Linked DNA regions of Homo sapiens: region 1 is linked to region 2. The links are chromatin loops, found by intact Hi-C in ENCODE. Cell type or tissue: Caco-2. All regions are shown on one strand. Each heading gives the region's core, and the rest is flanking DNA. Links, peaks and the distances in the headings are about the cores only. Region 1 overlaps LPAR1 (lysophosphatidic acid receptor 1). Region 2 overlaps LPAR1 (lysophosphatidic acid receptor 1).

Region 1 (4,399 bases), core at 313-4,312, 57 kb before region 2:
GCTGTCATGGCTGCCATCTCTACTTCCATCCCTGTAATTTCACAGCCCCAGGTAAGGGCTTCAAACTAGCAGAGGTCTGAGGTAATCGTAAGTTTGTCAAATATTTAAACTGGGTTTCAGGAAGTGTATTTGACTCTAGGGATCATGTATATCTCTCTCGCTATCATTTGGTGTGTATTCGAATAATGGTGCTTTTGTGAGTGAGGTGCCATTTCGTTCAGGAAGCAGCTGGAACAATGAACAAGTGATTTTAGTGAACTGGCCTCTGTTCATAGGAGGCCTTGGTTTTCAGTGCTTAGGATGTCTGACATTATAGGCATCAAACTCTAAATCAAAGTAAGTCAGTAGTAAACCCTGCTGCTTTTCCTCTCTTGGCTTTTTTGTGGGCCGGGGGGTGGGGTGGGGTTTAATGAAATATATCAGAATGGATCTAATTTTATAACAAGTTTTCTGAGGGCTGTCTTGTTGTCCTCCTCCTATACTTACTCTTTTGCCTTGATCTGTTCTAGGAACTTTGAAACAAAATGCAATTCCAGAAACTTCTGAGCAGCAATCGTATGAGTTATTTTTTTCTGTCCAGTGAAGAGCAGTAATACGGCAGGGACATGGTCTTTGTTCAGATGATTTTACAGCCTGATTTAATCAGGCATTGGCTGGACTCTTTCAGATTCACCAGGCAGCAGGGTACAATGTGGAAACAGACTTTGGAGTCATAAGGCCACAGTTCACATCCCTGCTCCTCTGATTGCAGGATAAAGAGCCCTAGTCATGCTAGCTTCTCTCAGCTTCAGTTTCCTCTCATGTAATCATTCCTCACATGATGGTTATATGGATAAAATGATGGTTCATATACATGAGGCATACAGAGGTGCTCAGCAAGTGTAGTTTCCCATTTACTCTTCATTTATCTTCTTTCTATAGTGTGACCTCCTTTCTTATTTGTGACAATCATTTTTTGGCCAACTTTATTTTTATTTATTTATTTTTTTGAGAGAGAGCCTTGCTCTGTTGCCCAGGCTGGAGTGTAGTGGCATGATCTTGGTTCACTGCAATCTCCACCTCCTGGGTTCAAGCGATTCTCCTGTCTCAGCTTCCTGAGTAGCTGAGATTACAGGCGCCCGCCACCACGCCCAGCTAATTTTTGTATTTTAGTAGAGATGGGGTTTCACCATGTTGGTCAGGCTGGTCTTGAACTCTTGACCTCAAATGATCCACCTGCCTTGGCCTCCCAAAGTGCTGGGATTACAAGCCTGAGCCACTGTGCCCGGCCTCGGGCAACTTTGAAGAAAAAAGCATACTTTCAAGAAAGAGCCATACTGATTGAAATTTGAACTTGATACAGAACGTTGTTCCACACTGTTTTTTTCAGTATGATTTTGCAGGCTATTCAATTTTGTATGTATTTTAAGTAGGGGTTTGTGTGTTTGTGAGAGAAGGAGAGAAGGAGGAGAGGGAAAAAGGAGAACAAGGGGCATTTTTCCCTCATATAGTATAGTGTTTTCTCCTCAACACCATTTGGGATGTCATCATTGTTATCAACCTTGGGATTTTATCATATGAATAAAGCCCTTTATTCATATCATATGAATAAAGAATAAAGTACTAAGGCCTTTAGTATTATTTTCCAGAATGTTTAGTGTTACCATCGTCATACGCATTCCTCTTTCTGGTAAGTGGACCATTGTCCTTTCAACACTTCATTTACTTTGGGTGTTTGGTTTCCCTTATCTTCAATAGACTTTTTTGGTGTCTGAGAGACTTGGAGAATGGGCAAAGAGATTTAGTGCCTGTTACCTGAGGTCACCATTTCAAAGTCCACTGCAGCTGTTCCCATGTAATGACTCTTCTTAGTCCTTTCGTGAAGTGAGTTAGGCTAGTGCGGGTTTTCTAGACAGGGCATTTCCACATCCCGGTTTGCTGCTGTCATCTTTCAGCATTTCCAACAGCATCTTCTTATCTATATATCTTCTCTGTTACACAAGCTCCTATCAGCTGGTGAGGAATAGAAATACCTCTAAATGACTCATTTAATTAAAATGTTTAACACTGCCCAAAGGAGAAAGAGGTTCTATTTCATACAATCACTGGGGGAAATGTGTACTCTCGTAAATTCTCTGTGGGAAAGTAAATTGGTACAGTCACTCTGGAGGGTAATTCAACAGTATCTATTAAAATTATACACTTCTGCACATGCCCTGCTCCTGTCTTGGAATCTACATTAGAAAACCACTCACACATGAGCCCAAGGAGTGTATAAGGAATGTATAAAGATATTCATTGAAGCATTGGTTGCAAACCAAGAAGTACAAAATTTTGTGAATATCCAATAGTAGAAAGACTTAATGAATTCAGGAATGTGGACATGATTGAAATACTATTCAGTCATTTTATTTATTTCTTTTTTTTTTTTCTGAGACAGAGTCTCATTCTATTGCCCAGGCTGGAGTGTAGTGGCACGATCTTGTCTCACTGCAACCTCCACCTTCTGGGTTCCAGCAATTCTCCTGCCTCAGCCTCCCAAGTAGCTAGGATTATAGGTGTGTGCCTCCATGCCTGGTTAATTTCTGTATTTTTAGTAGAGACGGGGTTTCACCATGTTGTCCAGGCTGGTCTCAAACTCCTGACCTCAGGTGATCTGCCCATCTTGGCCTCCCAAAGTTCTGGGATTACAGCCATGAGCCACTGCGCCCGACCACTATTCAGTAGTTTTAAAATGAGGATGTCTACACAGCTATATATTACTCCAAGATATCGTATGGAGGAAAAAGAAAGCAAGACGCAAAATAGTACTTATGGGAAGATACCATTAAAATTCTAAAACAAGACTGTGTATTTTTAGGGAGAAGTATATGGTACATTAATGGAAATGGATAATGAAAGTCCTAGAACATACATTCTTAACATAGTTATATTGCCCCAAGAGGACAAAAATTGGGTTTTGGGAGATGAAAAAAATCCCTCCAGAGCTTATACCTCTATCCAACAAAATCTTATTCCTTAGTATTTAGTTTTTTCTCATTAGAAAAAATTTAAATGTAATTAATTTTTCTCCTTAAGGATCACTAATGAGAAAAAAATATGGCCAAGAAACACTGGTTTCTTGAGGGAGGCACATAGGCTCACCAGTCACCCTGCTTCAATTTACTAATTACCTGAGCCTGAGGGGAAGGTATCCACCCTCTTAGTGCCTCTATTTCCTTACCCACGGAATGAGCATAGCATTAATGAAGCCAACCTGATAGGGTTATTTTAAGGCGGAAATGAAATAATTTCTATAAAGCTCAGAATAGTGCCTGGCACATATTCTGGGCACATATTGCCCAGTGCATATTAGCAAGCATTGTTATTATTGCTCAGCAAGCCTTGTGGCAGGGCTGGGGGATACAAGAATAAATAAGAGAAATAAGTTTTGCCCTGCCAGAGTTTACAGATATAGTGGGAGATACACAGATAAAACAAAAAGTTACAACGCTTTGTCACCCATGCAGGAATGCACAAATACAGGAAGTATGGGTGCTCTGGGAGGAAAGTGGAGACCCAAGAAAAGATTTAGAGGATCAGGGAAGGCTTCTTGAAGGAAGACCACTAGGCTGAGGACAAATTAATATGAGTTATTTTGGTAAAGGAGAAGAAAAAGCATAGGTGAATGTCAAGTGTCCCAAGGTATGTGTGTGTGTGAGAGAGAGAGAGAGAGAGGGAGCAAAGCATTTAGAATTTTGTTTTGGATGGTTGCACTACAGTGGGGCATGAGATTGTAAACAGTGATGTCCCTAGAGCCACCTATACCAACTCACAGAAGCAGATTGTTAAATTTTCAGGAATTTCGCGAGCCAATTGACTTCATGCCAGCAGCTTGAAATCAGCCACATGGAATAGTTATACTGCAGAAATCGGCAAGTGCTAGAATTAGCATAAATGGGTTAGGTTATAAAGTTGGAGATTTTACAGGGTCTTTCAAACCGTATTAATGAATTTAACATTGATCTTAAAAGAAGTCTTTGTTAGCTTAATGGTCCCAGCCTTTGAAATAGACCTGGGTTCAAGTTCTGACTTTCGATAATAGTTTTATTGAGCAAGTTTATTAATTAACCTTAACCAGGGTAGTTGCATTATTCTCACCGTATTTTGGGAATAGTGGCAGCCTCTGATGGTTGGGGAACTAAGCCCACGGGGAAGGAGTCAGCTATACACTGGGACATTAGGTCATAGAGATAGATAGCTTCTTCTGGAGAGATGCAGACCATTGGGTCACTTGGTTCCCAGGATCCTTTGGCCAATGATGGGCCTCCTAATTATATGTCAATTCCTCACATGTAATTTGTACAGTGAAATTTAGTCCAAGGCTGACTTGCCCTTGCCCCGAAGCTTCTACTGATGTCTTCTCTCTTATTATCAGTTT
Region 2 (4,399 bases), core at 264-4,263:
AAGACTCTCAGCCTGGGAAAGAAGGAAACCAAGAATTATCCTCACAACCAGAATTGTTCTAGAGATTTTGTGGAAACACATTTATTAAAGACTGATATAGTTTGGCTGGGTCCCCACCCAAATCTCTTCTTGAATTGTAGCTCCTATAATTCCCATGTGTTGTGGGAGGGACCTGGTGGGAGTTAATTGAATCATGGGGGTGGGTCTTTCCCGTGCTGTTCTGGTGGTAGTGAATAAGTCTCATGAGACCTGATGGTTTTACAGGGGGAAACCCCTTTCACTTGGCTCTCATTCTCCCTCTTGCTTGCCGCCATGTAAGATGTACCTTTTGCCTTCCACCATGATTGTGAGGCCTCCCCAGCCATGTGGAACTGTGAGTTCATTAAACCTCTTTTTCTTTATAAATTATCCAGTCTCAGGTATGTCTTTATTAGCAGTATGAAAACAGATTAACACAAAGACATTTGTGTACACAGTGATAAAATGGTTTAAAAGTTAGGGAGACAGCTACATAAGACAAAGGGAAACAGGATTAGAATCAGGCAAAGGAGTTTGTAAGTTCTTGGGTGTGGAGCTTGCTTTCTCCTGGGAAGAGTTGCCTTTTGAGATGCTGTCATCCTTTGAGGACAGGAACCAAAGGAAAAAAGCAATGAGGGAACTTCTTTTTGTCCCAAATCGCCTGCCAAAAATAAGTCAGTGATGCTTGTCAAGCTTGGACGTGTCTTGTTCATACAGTCTGGTAATAGCCAGCTTTCTTGTGGAAAAATATAGCAGGCACCCATTGAACTTCTTAGATGTTCTCTCCTCTTTGAGCATGTAACCTTTCATCTACATTCTACAAAATAGCCACTTTGATCTTCCTACTCAACAATTTAAATGGATCCCCACTGCCTAAGAAGGAAAGCAGAAATCTCTTACCCTAATGTTCTCGTCCTTCCAAAATCACATTGCAGCCTGTCCTTTAGTCTTATTTTCCATAACTCCACTTCACTTGGTTTGTTCCATTCAGAATGTGCTTTTTGTTTGTGGGCATACTTAATTAGGCTTATCTGCTGGTCTACTCTGATTATTACATAGTTTTGTAATATCTAAAGCTAAAAATGGATATATATATATATACTTATTAAAATGAACTTGATACACATGTGTGTGTACATATACATATATATATAAATACCTTTCATCAATACTTTTGCAAAACTTTCATTTAGAGACTTTTAGAAACAAATTGTGTGTATGTATATTATGACAGGTTGGCACTGATTTTAATTTCTTTTAGGATAATGAACCTTTCTGATTTGGCTGACTTGTAGTAGTGGTAAATACTACCTGTTGGAAACCTGTATTTAATCTAACAGATGCTCTAAAAGTCTGTACTTTCTATGCAGCATGGTCTGGCAGAAAAACACTTTTGGAGTCAGACAGCTCAACGCCTCAGTTATGTAAACAAGAGGTATCTACGTAGATACATAGCTAGATTCCTAGATAGATGGTATCTATTATATCCCAGATGGTTTTCTAGGTCAGGGAATATACTGGAAGATCTGGATTTGAATACAGACTTCAGTTTGAATGGAGCTTGACAAGTCAATTACTTTCAAGTTTAAGTTCCTCCTCTGGGAAATAGCACAAATAGCACACATGACACCACTTCATAGGATGTGCTAAAGAGTAACTGGCTTAATGCTGTTAACCTCCCAACCTTGTTCGTATGACAGTGCTTTCTGAGGCTGAAAATCTGATCTTCCCAGGTTTGACCAGTTGCTCTGTTTAGCTAAGGTCAGCCTGTTTATTATTTGGGACAGTCCCAAGAGAGGCAAGATTAGCATCCTTTGAACTGAAAGGAACCCTTCTCATCTGGAGGGTGAAGAAGGAAGAACAGAATGTCCTGGTGGCATTTAGAATGGAATCTCTAGCCCTTCTCCTTGGACACTGTTTGCGTCATGAAAAAAACTGTAATATGGAGACGCTGTCTCCAGCAAGAAATTTATGGCTATATTTCAATAGTTTGTTCAAATTTAGACCATGCCAGCTTCTATAGTTGATGAAAGCCTGAATATCCAAACACTATCTCCATTAATAAAATCTCAATGTTCCCAGAATGACGAATGTCTGAAAACGGGTTTTATTGTGAAAGGAGAAGCTCATTTGGTGTTTCCTCTTCTCTCTTTGCTTTTAGAAGAAAAAAATGAGAAAACTCTGTAGTCAGCCAAAAGGTCTTTGCCCCCTACTAATTCTTTTTTTAAAACTGTCATGAGAAGATAAGAGTTTTAAAGTTTTGTATTCTATCTCTGGGTCAGGGATCAAATATTTGCATTTGTAAAGAAATCAGAATTGTCTTTGAGAGGTGGAGATTCCTGGCAATGTTCAAGCTCACAAGTTGCACAATTCTGTAATGTGAAGTACTTCTAGTCACCTCGATGATGGAGAGGGTCACAGCAAAGAGATCTGGCCACATGGGTGGTCAAAAGTAGGATGTGCTTAGAAAGAAGTTGTTTTTCTTTCCATTTTCTATTATTAAGTATTTAAAAACTGTGATGTAGTCACACTGTTTCTGCATTGATACTGTGCTTTCCTTTCTCCCTCCCACAGCCCTCAGTAACCCAGACGTTTATTCTTCTATCTACCTACCTTCACTTCCTATCACCCAAGGGTTTCTGCCTTTTAGGTTTTCTTTAGACTGAGATACTGTCTCCCTAGCCTTTCTGCTTTCCGGCTGGCCGTTAAAACAATCACCCAGCCCTTTTCTGTATTATAAGTGTTAATTCTGATCTCAGTTGGGAAATAGGCATATGGGAAAGATACAGGCATACCTTGGAGATATTGCAGATTTGGTTCCAGACCACTGCAATAGAGCAAATATTGCAATAAAGTGAGTCACACAAATTTTTTGGTTTCCTGGTTCATATGATAGTTATGTTTGTAATATAGTCTATTAAATGTGCAATAGTAGTATGTCTTAAAAAAGTATGTGCATACCTTAATTTAAAAACAGCTTATTTCTTTAAAAATGCTAACAGTCATCTGAGCCTTAAGTCATAATCTTTTGAAAATATTTTTTCTTAAATTAAAAAAATTAAAGTATCTTAAGTCTGCTTCTTAATTTTTTTTTCAAATCCTCCACTATTTTTTTAGATAGGATCTTCCTCTGTCACCCAGGCTGGAGTGCAGTGGCACAGTCTTGGTGCATTGTAGCCTCTACTTCCCAGGCTGAAGCAATCCTCCCACCTCAGCCTCCCAAGTAGCTGGGCCACAGGTGTGAACCACCATGCCTGGCTTTTGTATTTTGGGTAGAAATGACATCTCGCTATGTTGCCCAGGCTTGTCTCAAACTCCTGGGCTCAAGCAATCCACCTGCCTTGGTCTCTCAAAGTGCTGGGATTATAGGCGTGCACCACCATGCCCTGCACAGGTCATGATCTTTTTGCTGGTGGAAGGTCTGGCCTTGATGTTGATGGTTGCTGGCTGATGACAGTGGTGGTTGCTGAAGATTGGGGTGGCTGTGGCAATTTCTTAAAATGAGACAGTAATGAAGTTTGCCACGTTGATCGATTCTTCCTTTCACAAAAGATTTTTCAGTAGCATGTGATACTGTTTGATAGCATTTTACCTACAGTAAAACTTCTTTCAAAATCTGAGTCAATCCTCTCAAACCCTAATGCTGCTTTATCAACTAAGTTGATGGAATATTTTCAATCCTTTGTTGTCATTTCAACACTGACAACCAGAATATATTCTATCTCCAGAGACCACTTTCTTTGCTCCTCCATAAGAAGCAACTCTTCATCCATTAAAGTTTTATCATGAGATTGTAGCAATTTAGCTACATCTTCAGGTGCCACTTCTGACTCTTTCTCTTGCTCTTTCTCCCAAATCTGCAGCAACTTCCTCCACTGAAGTCTTGAACCCTTCAAAGTCATCCATGAGGGTTGGAATGAACTTCTTATAAACTCCTATTAATGTTGATATTTTGGCCTCCTACTATGAATCATGGATGTTCTTAATGGCATCTAGAATGGTGAATTCTTTCCAGAAAGTTTTCAACTAACTTTGCCAAGATCCATCAGAGAAATCACTATCTATGGCAGCTCTAGCTTTACAAAATATACTTATTAAATAAGACTTGAAAGTCAAAATTACTCCTTGATCCATGGGCTGCAGAATGGATATTGGGTTAGCAGTCATGAACACAACATTAATATCCCTGTACATGTCCATCAGAGCTCTTAGGCGACTAGGTACATTGTCAATGAGCAGTAATATTTTGAAAGGAATCTTTGTTTCTTAGCAGGTCTCAACAATGGGCTTAAAATATTCAGTAAGCCATGATATAAACAGATGTGTTATCCAAGCTTTGTTGTTCCATTTATAGACTACAGGCAGAGTAGATCTAGTATAA

The links. Hi-C counts contacts between places; a loop is a spot of excess contacts. Peaks named below come from ENCODE experiments on the same cell type or tissue, not always from the same donor. Only the 100,000 strongest peaks of a DNase experiment are listed, where the experiment ranks them.
Region 1: it touches region 2 in a loop (6-fold over the local background); 1 of 110 quality-filtered maps calls a loop at or near these places.

Annotation. Positions count from the first base shown.
Region 1 is chr9:110,967,725-110,972,123 of GRCh38, reverse strand. It overlaps LPAR1 (lysophosphatidic acid receptor 1), which reads left to right. Exons shown (of 6, transcript NM_001351411.2): 4 at 1-51. The coding sequence starts at 7. Among named protein-coding and RNA genes, the nearest start is that of LPAR1, 69 kb to the left of the region's middle. In Caco-2, for the core only: no CTCF peak of the experiment used is centred there; DNase peaks (open chromatin) are centred at 703 and 1,853.
Region 2 is chr9:110,910,275-110,914,673 of GRCh38, reverse strand. All of the region lies in intron 5 of LPAR1 (lysophosphatidic acid receptor 1), which reads left to right. Among named protein-coding and RNA genes, the nearest start is that of LPAR1, 130 kb to the left of the region's middle. In Caco-2, for the core only: no CTCF peak of the experiment used is centred there; no DNase peak of the experiment used is centred there.